Regions from separate parts of the Mus musculus genome. Here region 2 is linked to region 1. Evidence: chromatin loops called from intact Hi-C (ENCODE). Cell type or tissue: gastrocnemius. All regions are shown on one strand.

Region 1 (5,000 bases):
AGGACCGTCAGACACCAGACAAACACTGAATAGGATTCAATTAAAACCGAACCTCAGAGGAATATGCTATGAGTAAATTATAACTGCAGACTGGTACAGTTTATGGAGAGGAAGCACAGTACAAACTCATTCCATTGTCCAGGAATTTATGTAGTTAATTCTTTAAAAGCATTCCCCCCCAGAGCTAACTTGTTCCTCAAGATGGACAAGACCAACAATTATCGGCCCTAATAAAAACTGAGAAGTTGTATAGTTTAATGCCCACAATAATTGGCCCACGAGCCACATCTATGTGCTAACTGAGAAGGGCAAATAGCTAGAGCTAAGATATTACAACCTCCGTCTACTGCAAAGTCACTGTATCAGAGGCTACAATTGATCTGTTGCCTCAGAACGAATTGAAACTGAATGTAACATAAGGTCGGAAAAAATCCCTCCTGTACTGCTAATCGGATATTGTATAATGGTTGATTGCAGCTTTGCCTTGTCCCATTGCTGCCTAAATCATACATACTTACACGTTCTGGGCTCTTCCAAGAGTTTGGTGCAGTTTCAAGGACAAATGTCTTAAGCAAGCCTCTGTACTGTGCAGCGGGGAGTCTGCTCTGCTCGGATCTGATGACTGGAGTCTGGTGCTAAATCTGACAACACAGAGGAAACTTCCTGGGTGAAGAGGGGATCTGGGAGAGTCTCGGGTTCAAAAGGCTGCTGGGAAGGTGCTGCTCGCTCTGCTCCGGGGCTGTGTGTACAGGGTAGCAGCTGAGCTGTTTGCAGCCCTGCAGAAAGGAACCTTTACTGAAAACCAATGGTATCACATTTCAGAGGAGCCCGTGCCAAGTGCTGGAGAGCAGAGCAACCTTTGACAACTTCACACAATTCACCCCAGCGGACTCCAGCACAGGTCAGGGAGAAGTGTGGAAGGAGTCTCCCCTCCGCCAGGTCTCATCTCTGCTACTCAGCACAGGACCCGGCTAACCGAAGACTGGCACCAGCTGGACGTGGCACCAGAGCAAGGCACACACACAGCTCCCTGCACAAAGCTTCCGTCTCAGCTGCCCTCACCCACCATGTCCAATAGGCTAACAGAACTTTCCCAGTTAATCCAGTTTGTGCTTGTGTGTATGTGTTTATATCTGCTTATAGTGTGTGCACGTGTTTACCTGTCTGTGTGCACATATACATCCAGAGGCCAGACATAGATGTCCAGTGCCTTCTTCAATCCCTCTACACCGCAGTTTTTGAAACAAGGTCTCTCGCTGAAGCTGGACTCAATGATTGGCTAGGTGACTGGCCACACTAGTCCCTGGGACCCTCCTTCTCTGCCTCCCTAACACCGAGAGTGCAGCGGTGTGTGGTGCTACTCTGGCTTTGTGGCAAGTGTGCTGTGAATCAGAACCCAGGCCCCCATGCTTGTACGGACGGCACTTCACTGGCACAGCCACATCCCTGGATCCTTAATCCAATATTTTAAAGTGTACTTCCCTCCGTTTTTCTTTCTCTACCCCTTTGTCTGAGACCCCCGTGAAGTTCCTACGAGATGACTGAGAAGAGGAAAGGGAGGAGCGGGTCCTTCCAGACCGAAATCTAGACGTGCTGACCGAGAGCACTGCTGTCCTAAGCCTGGCCCAGATCTGCCTGGGAAAATGGTGAACTATTGTCAAAGTCTTCTTACTGCACGTCAGCCACACTGCAGTCTAGGAACAATAACAATGCACTCCGGTGTGCCAGTCAGGCCCTGTCATGCCAGGACGTCGTCAGCCTGATGCCCGGTTTAACTTCTATCCCGACACTACCCCTCCACCACACAAGATCAACAGTTGCTCAAAATATCCGCTGTTTTTTTTTTTTCCATCTATGAAAGGAATGCAATCTCACCACCATTCAAGATTTTTTTTGTGAAGATTTAAAGGCTAACATATGTTGGGGATGGACCGCAGAGCCAGGCACTCACGCATTCATAAACATTTACTGAGCCTCTGTTCGCAGTCAGGCACAGTGCCAGAAACTGTGGGCACAAAGTCAATCACAACACAGGACCTTCCCTCAAAGCGCAGGTCCCTAAGAGTAAATTCTTCCTTCCTCTTGTCCCATAATCCCTGCAGCCCCTATTGAACCACTCAAGAGCATTTCCAGATCTTCTTTCTCAGGCCTGGAGAGGTAGCTTGCTGGTAGAACAGGGAGTGGCCTGCCTACGTCATGCCCCGAGTCCATCTCCAGTACGTACAAACAAACAAACAAAAAACTAAAGGAGTCTCTTCCTCTCATTTGACTATCTTATGAACCAGATGAGACTATAGCCAACTAATAAGAGGAAAGAACATATCTTAAATAGGACACACCGAGTAGCCTGAAGCCTGGGTGTCAATGGGGCTCTCTGGGGGCGCCCAAGTACTCCTTAAGGGATCTGCATGAATTGGTCATATTCCATACAATTCTTTCTCATTCTGTACCTGAGTTTTGTTTGTTTGCTGTTTATAGGGCTAGGCCCCACATCCCTGAGCTGTGACTCCAGCCTGCAATGCTGTCACCGTAATGATTAGTATACTTCCCTAAAGGCAGCATGGATGTCTTAAAGCAGAGGCCATCTCTTAAGCATGAGGCTGCATTGCTAACTGACCTATCGTGATGGTAAAGGCACAGGGTGGTCAATACATTTTTGCTAAATGGGAGAGAAACCTGAGCTGGGCTGACTGTATTCACTGACCAGTTTCAGAGGCAGCTTTCAACGCAGATGGCAAGAAGCTCATCTGCAACTCGCAAATAATCATACGTCCGTCAACGGTCGCGGTGCCAAACCCACAATTAAGCTTCCTGGGTTTTGTTTTCCTCTTGTTTAGCACATATCTACTCCAGACTGAGGACCTCATGGGTTAGACAAAAGCAAACAGCAATTGGCTTTCAAGGACAAATTGGGTCTCACAACATTTTTGATTTCTACTTTTACTGAGTGTCTAGGTTTAACAGATCACCAAATGCAGGCTTCTGCCCATCATTATCTGGGAAGCCAGTCAGCTAAGGATGCCCCAGTTTCAGATAGAATCCAAACATAATTCTCTGAATCTGTGTTTTTAAGTGCATTGTCTGTACAAACAGCCCATTTCTTGAAAAATTTCTTACCTATTCCTTCAACATAGGCTTTGGAATATAGTTCATTTATAATGGCAAAATTGGCTAGGCTTAATATCATTGAATCATTCATAAAAATATCCTAAAGACATGTGTGCCATGGAGTCAACTGACCTCCCATTCGTTACTTCTAATCTTATAAGACATGTTTTTCAAATGCAATTTATAGAAGCATTTTTTAAGTATTTATTACCAAACAATTCCTATAGCCTTCACAAAATGCATACATTTCAAATTAATATCAATGCTACAATAAAGGTGCAAATGACAGGTAAGGTTTGAAACAAAACTATCACTGAATATTGCACGTAGAAAAGGGATGTGGTGTGTCTGTGTGTGTGTGTGTGTGTAAAATCATCTGGCCTATTTTTGCTGTCCTGCAATGGTTTTGATGGTTTATTTGGGTAAGAACTGGCTTTCTTGGGGTGGGGGAGAGCAGTAAATAAAGATGCTGGTGCACTGGCATGGTCTACATCGAAATCACCATGCCTATGGAGTGCTCAGCTGGCTCGCCGCATGCATTCTGCTGCTGCCCATCTATGTGTTACTCTCTGCTTCTTCCCTCTCTGCCTGCTCCACAGGAAGCAAGAAAAGTACCAAAAGAAAGAGACTCTCAATGAGATCAACTTAACCCCAATGATCAGAGACCTGGCCAGACAAGGCCGGCCCAACAATTCCCACTTAACTCTCACAGCCATCTTGAGAAGCTTTGATTAGTTGCATTTTCACAAATGACAAAGGTTCAGGGAATGAAAATTTTACCCACATCACACAACTTAGTGAGTGGCCCAGCAGAAGTTCTACAGCAAGAACTGGGCCCCTAACTCCAAGTCTTTTCCACAGTTGTCCCTTCAAGGGAAGACAGAAAATGGGTTATCTGTATTAATTCCCCTTGGCTTTTTGGGTAGATTTTGTTTGTATATTTTTGTTTTGTTCTGTTTTGGTTTTTTGATTGTTGTGTTGTGTTTTGCTTTGTTTTAGACAGTGTCTTACTCTATAGCCCTGGTGCTTAAGGTAACCCTCCTGCTTCAACCTCCCACATGCTGAGACTACAGGCAGGAGACACTATGCATGAGCTCACATTGTCCTTCACATCCCACAGCTCAGTAAAAATAGGCCATGTGATTTTACATATGCACACACACACACATGCAGACACACACATGGGCACATGCACGACACACACACATGCACACACGTATGCACACACACAGACACATACACACACTCATGCACACACACAGAGAGACACACATACACACACTCACACATGCACACACACATACACGCACACACAGACACACACAGACACACACAGACACACACACACACACACACATACCTCTTCTACCTGCAATAGCCTTGTATCTTGTCTTCTCTTATATGTTATGTCTTATATCTTGGCCTATTTTATCTCTCTCCATTTTCCCTCAGTCCTACATTTAATGAATTTCAGTGACCAAAAGACAAAAACAAAAACAACCCAACGACAACAAAGACTGCACCCAACTCTTCACAAAGACCACATACTTCACAACAATGCAATCTATTTCAAGAAAGTAAAGCTTCTATTTTGCTGTCTCTAAAATTCCTAGAAATTTCTCAAAACCCGTTTCAGCCATTCTGCAAGAGTTTGCATCTACCCATCCAACCTGTAGATTCATGTGCAATGCCTTAAAGATCGACCCCCCAACCCCCATGTCCACACATTGAAGGGCATTGCTTGGCCATGTGTAGAACATGTATACACAGTGAAGAATACTGTCTGTCATGTGTATCTCTTGTATCACAATAGGACAACTATCCTTATATCTGGTGTGTCAATGGGTCACACCAGCTGTTGTGATCCAACCTAGGAAACAAGCACATAAGAC
Region 2 (5,000 bases), 51 kb after region 1:
TGAAAATGGGCCATATTGGAGAAGAACACTTCTTCCTCACTCATTATTGATTTGGAAGCAAACAGGTCTCCCTGCCCACTACCTTTCTTACCCTGACTGGTCCTCCTCTGGTCTTATCTGCTTAGTGGAAATGCCACGAATATTTCGCACTCTGAAGGAGAACTTCTTCACTAAAGACCTGTGGGGAAGGCCCAGGAGGTTGGAAGTCATCTCAGGACAAGTGCAGAAGACAGACCTGAACCTGCACCAGGGAGCACAGGAGCCAGGGATTCCAGCAACAGCACAATGGCATGAAGTTATGCCAAAGCAAAGCTTCGTAAGGTCATATCCAAATGCCTGGAGGAGCTTGCGGATCACAAAGTTGATACAAGCCAAATGCTTTGGGGAGGTCCAGGAGCCTGGTGGGCTGGATTCAAGCTCAAGAACCAGGAGGGGTGCTTGGCTTTCTCCATCTCTAACTGGTGTCTTCTAAGCAAGGGACAGATAGGAAAGGTTCATGTCCTGGGGGTAAGGAAAGACTTGATTTATTGGTGGCCACTGCCCTCTCTAAGGTTTCTGTTCCTTTCAAAGTCCATGCAGAAGGAAAGCAACCAGCAAAGGGCCATTCTGTTTTACAGAGGCCTGACTATTTTCATTGTGCCTGACTCCTCTTTGTCCTTCCCTTCTTTTTCTCCTCCCTCCCTCCCTTCCTCTCTCCCTCCCTCCCTCCCTCCCTCTCTCCTTCCCTTTAGGCACAGGGCAAGTCACTCTGACAATTCAGATGAGGCATCTTGGGAGGGATAGGAGAGAGGTAGGTGGAAGAGAGATTAAGACAGGGCTTCTACTCGCAGATTTGTACAGTAAGTGTCAATGCTACCAGTTTCCTAACCATAGTTCCAAGATCTGCATGGGGATAGTGGCAGAAACTGGCTTTTGCTTTTGGCAGAGGAACTGCCAACTGTCTCAAGCCGGCTGGGGTGAAAATCTGGGCAGATCAGAACTAGGTGTGGGCACCCACTATCCAGCCTGAACCAGACAGGTCCTGCAGTGCGCAGACTGGAGGGAGGCGGGCAGGAGGCTGGCAACACCCAACATGCCATCCCTTTGTTCTGTGGGCAGTGGGGAAATTCTGAAGTGCAGAGAAGGCCCACTCATAGGGCACCACCAAAAGTCTGAGCTTAGCCTTCGTCCTTCCCTAGTCTATTGCCAAAGCAGCCTTGGCAACCTTGAGCGGGACGAGTTCCAGGAAGGATCCTAAAAGTAAGATCCAGTATATCTAGGGGAAATTGACGAATTGCTTGGAGGTGCTTGCCACGGGGGGGGGGGGGGGGGGGGGCACTAGGCAAGGACATGCAGCAGGGCAGGGGCGCAGATCCCAGATTGTACATTTCCTGGCTCCTAACTCCCCGCGCTCTCGTTTTCCTCCAAACTGATAAGAGACCAGTATTCTGCTGTCACAACCTTCCCTGCATCGCTCTCCATCTAGACCGTGACTCTGCCAAGATTGCAAAGGACACTTTGACACACCAGGAAGGAGCCACAAGCGGGCCACAGCGCGCCTGCGGGAAAGAGTGTCTGACCGAGGCTGAGAGCATACAACCACCCAGAGCCCGCCAGTCCACGTCCACGCATGCCTGAGAACTCGTCTCGCCCCGGGGTCGGGAAAGCTTTCCAGACTCACTACCTCCAGACTCTTGATTTTTAACACCATAGAAACCTAGTCTGAGGCTCTGACGCTTAGGGGAAAAAGGACAAGGTCAAGGTCTCCCCATAGCCACCATCTGTCCCGCCTTAAGCAAGATCTACCTGCATCCATTCGTTGGAAAATGGATGATAGAGTCCAGTGGGCCTGGCTGGAGCTGGGGGACCTTACCCTGACTCTTTCTGACCAGTCCCGGACCACAGCTTTCCTTTCTTTCCTCTCTCTTCTGCTCAGTGGTGATTCGAGGGGCTATGATTAAGACCAACCAGTGATCGCACGGCGGCCGGCGGCCGAGTGGCTCCAGACCGTCAGGCTACGCGGGCGCCGCGGCCAAAGTGACTGAGGGCAAGGTCCTCAGATGGACGCACTTCGTCCCCTCCCCCCTGGAGGACACACTTGGCGGGATCCGGGCGCCCTCGGATCGGAATCTCCCCGACCGGCCCCGCACAGTCTCCCGCACGCACCGCGCACACACCCGCCTCCCGCCGAAAGGCCGTTCGCCTCTTTTCTCTCTAGAGTCTAGAAGCAAACTCGGCTTTAAGTTGACAGCAGGCTAGAGCGAGGAACTGGGGTGCGAGGGGGTGCGCACAGAAATGAAAAGGGTGTATGTGTGACAGCAAGAAAAGAGCAAGTTAGAGCGCCCGGCTGGAGGTCGGAAGGGACAAAAGCTGGGGACAACGCGACCGGCGAGGTCGCCGCGGCAAGCGACAGCGCCTCCCGCGCGTACCCGGAGGCTGGGCGCCAACTCACAAGGTCCCTCGTGCAGAGCCGCTCTCCGAGCTCTCGGGAGTGGGTGGCTTTGGGGGTCCCCGAGGATGTCCGCTTGGTCGCCGGCTGCAAGAGGGGAAAACCAACACAAAACAAGTCACCGGAGGCCAGCGAGACTGTCCGCCAGGCGCCGCGGGAACCTCTCGCACTCCGCACCAGGAATCGGGCACGGGGTTCGGGCTGCCGGGCGTAGACTATAAATAGCAAAGTTTTAGATTGAGTCAGCTAACAAATGAGAAGAGCGATTGTAAATGTGTGAAGGTCCCTCCCCCACCCCCACCCACACACCTTGGGGAAAAGACCCGACATTCCTCTTCAGGCTCCTGGCACCGGTTGCATTTTAATATCTCCAGAATTTCCAGTAGTTTTGTTGCTTCGCTTCATGCTTTCCCCTACTGCCCCCTCACCCGACTCGCTGCCAACTCACGAGCCAGGAAGGGCAAATCCTCCTAGTATTGAGAGAGGGAGAAGGCCCGGGGCGGGTTTCCCCCAGGACTGGGCGAGCCTTAGCCCTTAGGGAGACAGGAAAACTGCCAGGACTCGGGGTTCACTTGAGGTACCGGGACAGAAATTTGGGCAATCCCGCATCTGTGAAGGAATTGCAACAGGGTGAATTTAGAAGCCACCAGGGTAACCTGGAGGGCAGGGTTGTCCTTCCCGACCCAACAACGACCTCCAGTGAGAGCGACCTCTTTCGGTTAGTTTTCTTGAACTTTGAGCCCCGGGAAGGACCATGGAGAGCCAAGTTGGGGGGTGGGGGGTGGGGGGTGTCTTGCTTTACAGATGCAGGTTTTTCTAGCAGCCGGGCTACGGAATGGCACCAGCGGGTCCTCCTCGCTTAGCCCTCTCCAATCTAAACTGCCCCTGGAAGCAGATGCCTTTTCCCATGGGTTCACACCAGACATCAGGAACAGGGCCATTTGTCTAATTGACCGAGCTCATTGCACGCATTCACCTTTCTCGGGTCCTTTGGCCCGGCTGGGATATGGGCGGAGGTGAATGTCTTAGTTCGATATTCATTTTTATCTTGTTTCCTCAAAGATTAAATCATTGCAGACAGGAAACATTACACACTCCAAGCCCCCTAAGCTCACGAGGTTTCAGCTTTAAAGCATTGAGGGATGCTGCACAGAAGAAGGGATCCAGGGTCACAAGAAGTAGAAACGTAGGTTGCTGTGCGAATTGTGGCGGGAAGAAGAGGGTTGAAGGTAAACAGGGTCTGCCCTGCTCGCTTGGGAAGAGGCCTGCGGAATCGCGTTGCCCACTGAGCCCGAGGAGGCCTGTAGCTGCAAGAGTAGCTTGCAGTCACCGCACCCCCATAGCCCACCTCCCCTAACAACTTCCCGCCCTCCCTCTGCCAACGAAAAGGTCAAATGTCCTCGGTGCGGGTTGCGAGCTGGGAACCTCCGTGGGTAAATGTCACTGTCCTCAACTGCGCTTTCCAATAGCCCATCCTGTCAGTTGTCACCTCAGGATCCCTAAACGCATTTGCCCAAGAGTCCAACCTGGCTAGGACCCAACGGAAAAGGACAAAGGTCTAAGGAGTATTGGGCGTCCCACAGTGTCCACAGCCCACGAGTCCACTTAGGCCAGCGTGTGCGCGTCCTCTCCGCCAGCCTCTGCCAAGCCTGTGCTCCTGCCCTCCCACTCGAGCTTTGGACACAACCGCGCCGGCCGCCTCAACATCCTTCCTTGTCTGGGGGGTGGGGGTGGGGTAGAAGTCCTTCCCGGGCGCCATTTGGTCCCGGGCCCCTGCCTGGGCTCAGAAAGACATTGAAGGCGCCCCAAGACTGGGACAGAAGCCAGGAAACGCGGGATCCCCCGCCTGACTTGCGCACCCAATGATACGCACCTGTCCTGGCCTTCCCGCCGCGGTCACTGAACAGGTTGGGAGCTGGGCCTAGAGCTCACAGCCTCCAGCCGAGCCCGCCCTCACCCTCACTCTCGCCCTCACCCTCCTCCTCCCAACTCGCCTTGCCTTTCCTCTTTGGGAAGCCTTGCCACCAACAGGGCAGTCCCCCACCCCCACCCCCCGGGGCTGTTGCTGTGGGCTAAGGTTCTCAGGCTGCTGTGAGACTATCTCTAGGCTGTGCGACCCCTTGGTGAGTCCACACCAAGGGAGCATCTTTCACCGTCTTCTGCTCCCCGCCCCAACCCCATCAGGTCCGCAGGTGTCCTCCTGCATCCTGCCTTAATATCCCAGGCTTTGGAATTGAGGAGGTGGTGCAAGGAGAAAAGCTGGGAAGACTTGCAGGAAGAGTGTGGGTGTTCCAGACTGTTTTGAGTGTGTTCATTGTAGGAAAACGGGCCTTAGGGTGATGAACTTGATGGACGGACAGACAGCGTCCCCATGGCTGCCCCCATTGCCGGGTTCCCGCCTATTGTTTTATGCCCGGGGGGGGGAAAAGCTGCCTAGCGTGATAGATCTCTGTAGATCCCATCACTGGAAGAAAAATCCTGCTGATAACGATTATCTCCCGGTCGAGCTATCTTGCCATCACCCCAATTCATCTCCTTCTCGCTCCAGCCCCTCGGGGAGACAAGGAGGGTG

What was found. Peaks named below come from ENCODE experiments on the same cell type or tissue, not always from the same donor. Only the 100,000 strongest peaks of a DNase experiment are listed, where the experiment ranks them.
Region 2: it touches region 1 in a loop (6-fold over the local background); 3 of 42 quality-filtered maps call a loop at or near these places.

The regions. Positions count from the first base shown.
Region 1 is chr1:187,658,111-187,663,110 of GRCm38, reverse strand. It overlaps a transcript of Esrrg not described here. Among named protein-coding and RNA genes, the nearest start is that of Gm36388, 8.8 kb to the right of the region's middle. In gastrocnemius, no CTCF peak of the experiment used is centred here; DNase peaks (open chromatin) are centred at 871 and 1,996; H3K4me3 peaks cover 1,256 bases; H3K27ac peaks cover 1,249 bases.
Region 2 is chr1:187,606,637-187,611,636 of GRCm38, reverse strand. All of the region lies in intron 1 of Gm36388 (a long non-coding RNA gene), which reads left to right. It also overlaps a transcript of Esrrg not described here. Among named protein-coding and RNA genes, the nearest start is that of Gm46176, 41 kb to the right of the region's middle. In gastrocnemius, a CTCF peak has its summit at 2,401; DNase peaks (open chromatin) are centred at 2,932, 4,306, 4,422, 4,975 and 4 more places; H3K4me3 peaks cover 1,730 bases; H3K27ac peaks cover 673 bases.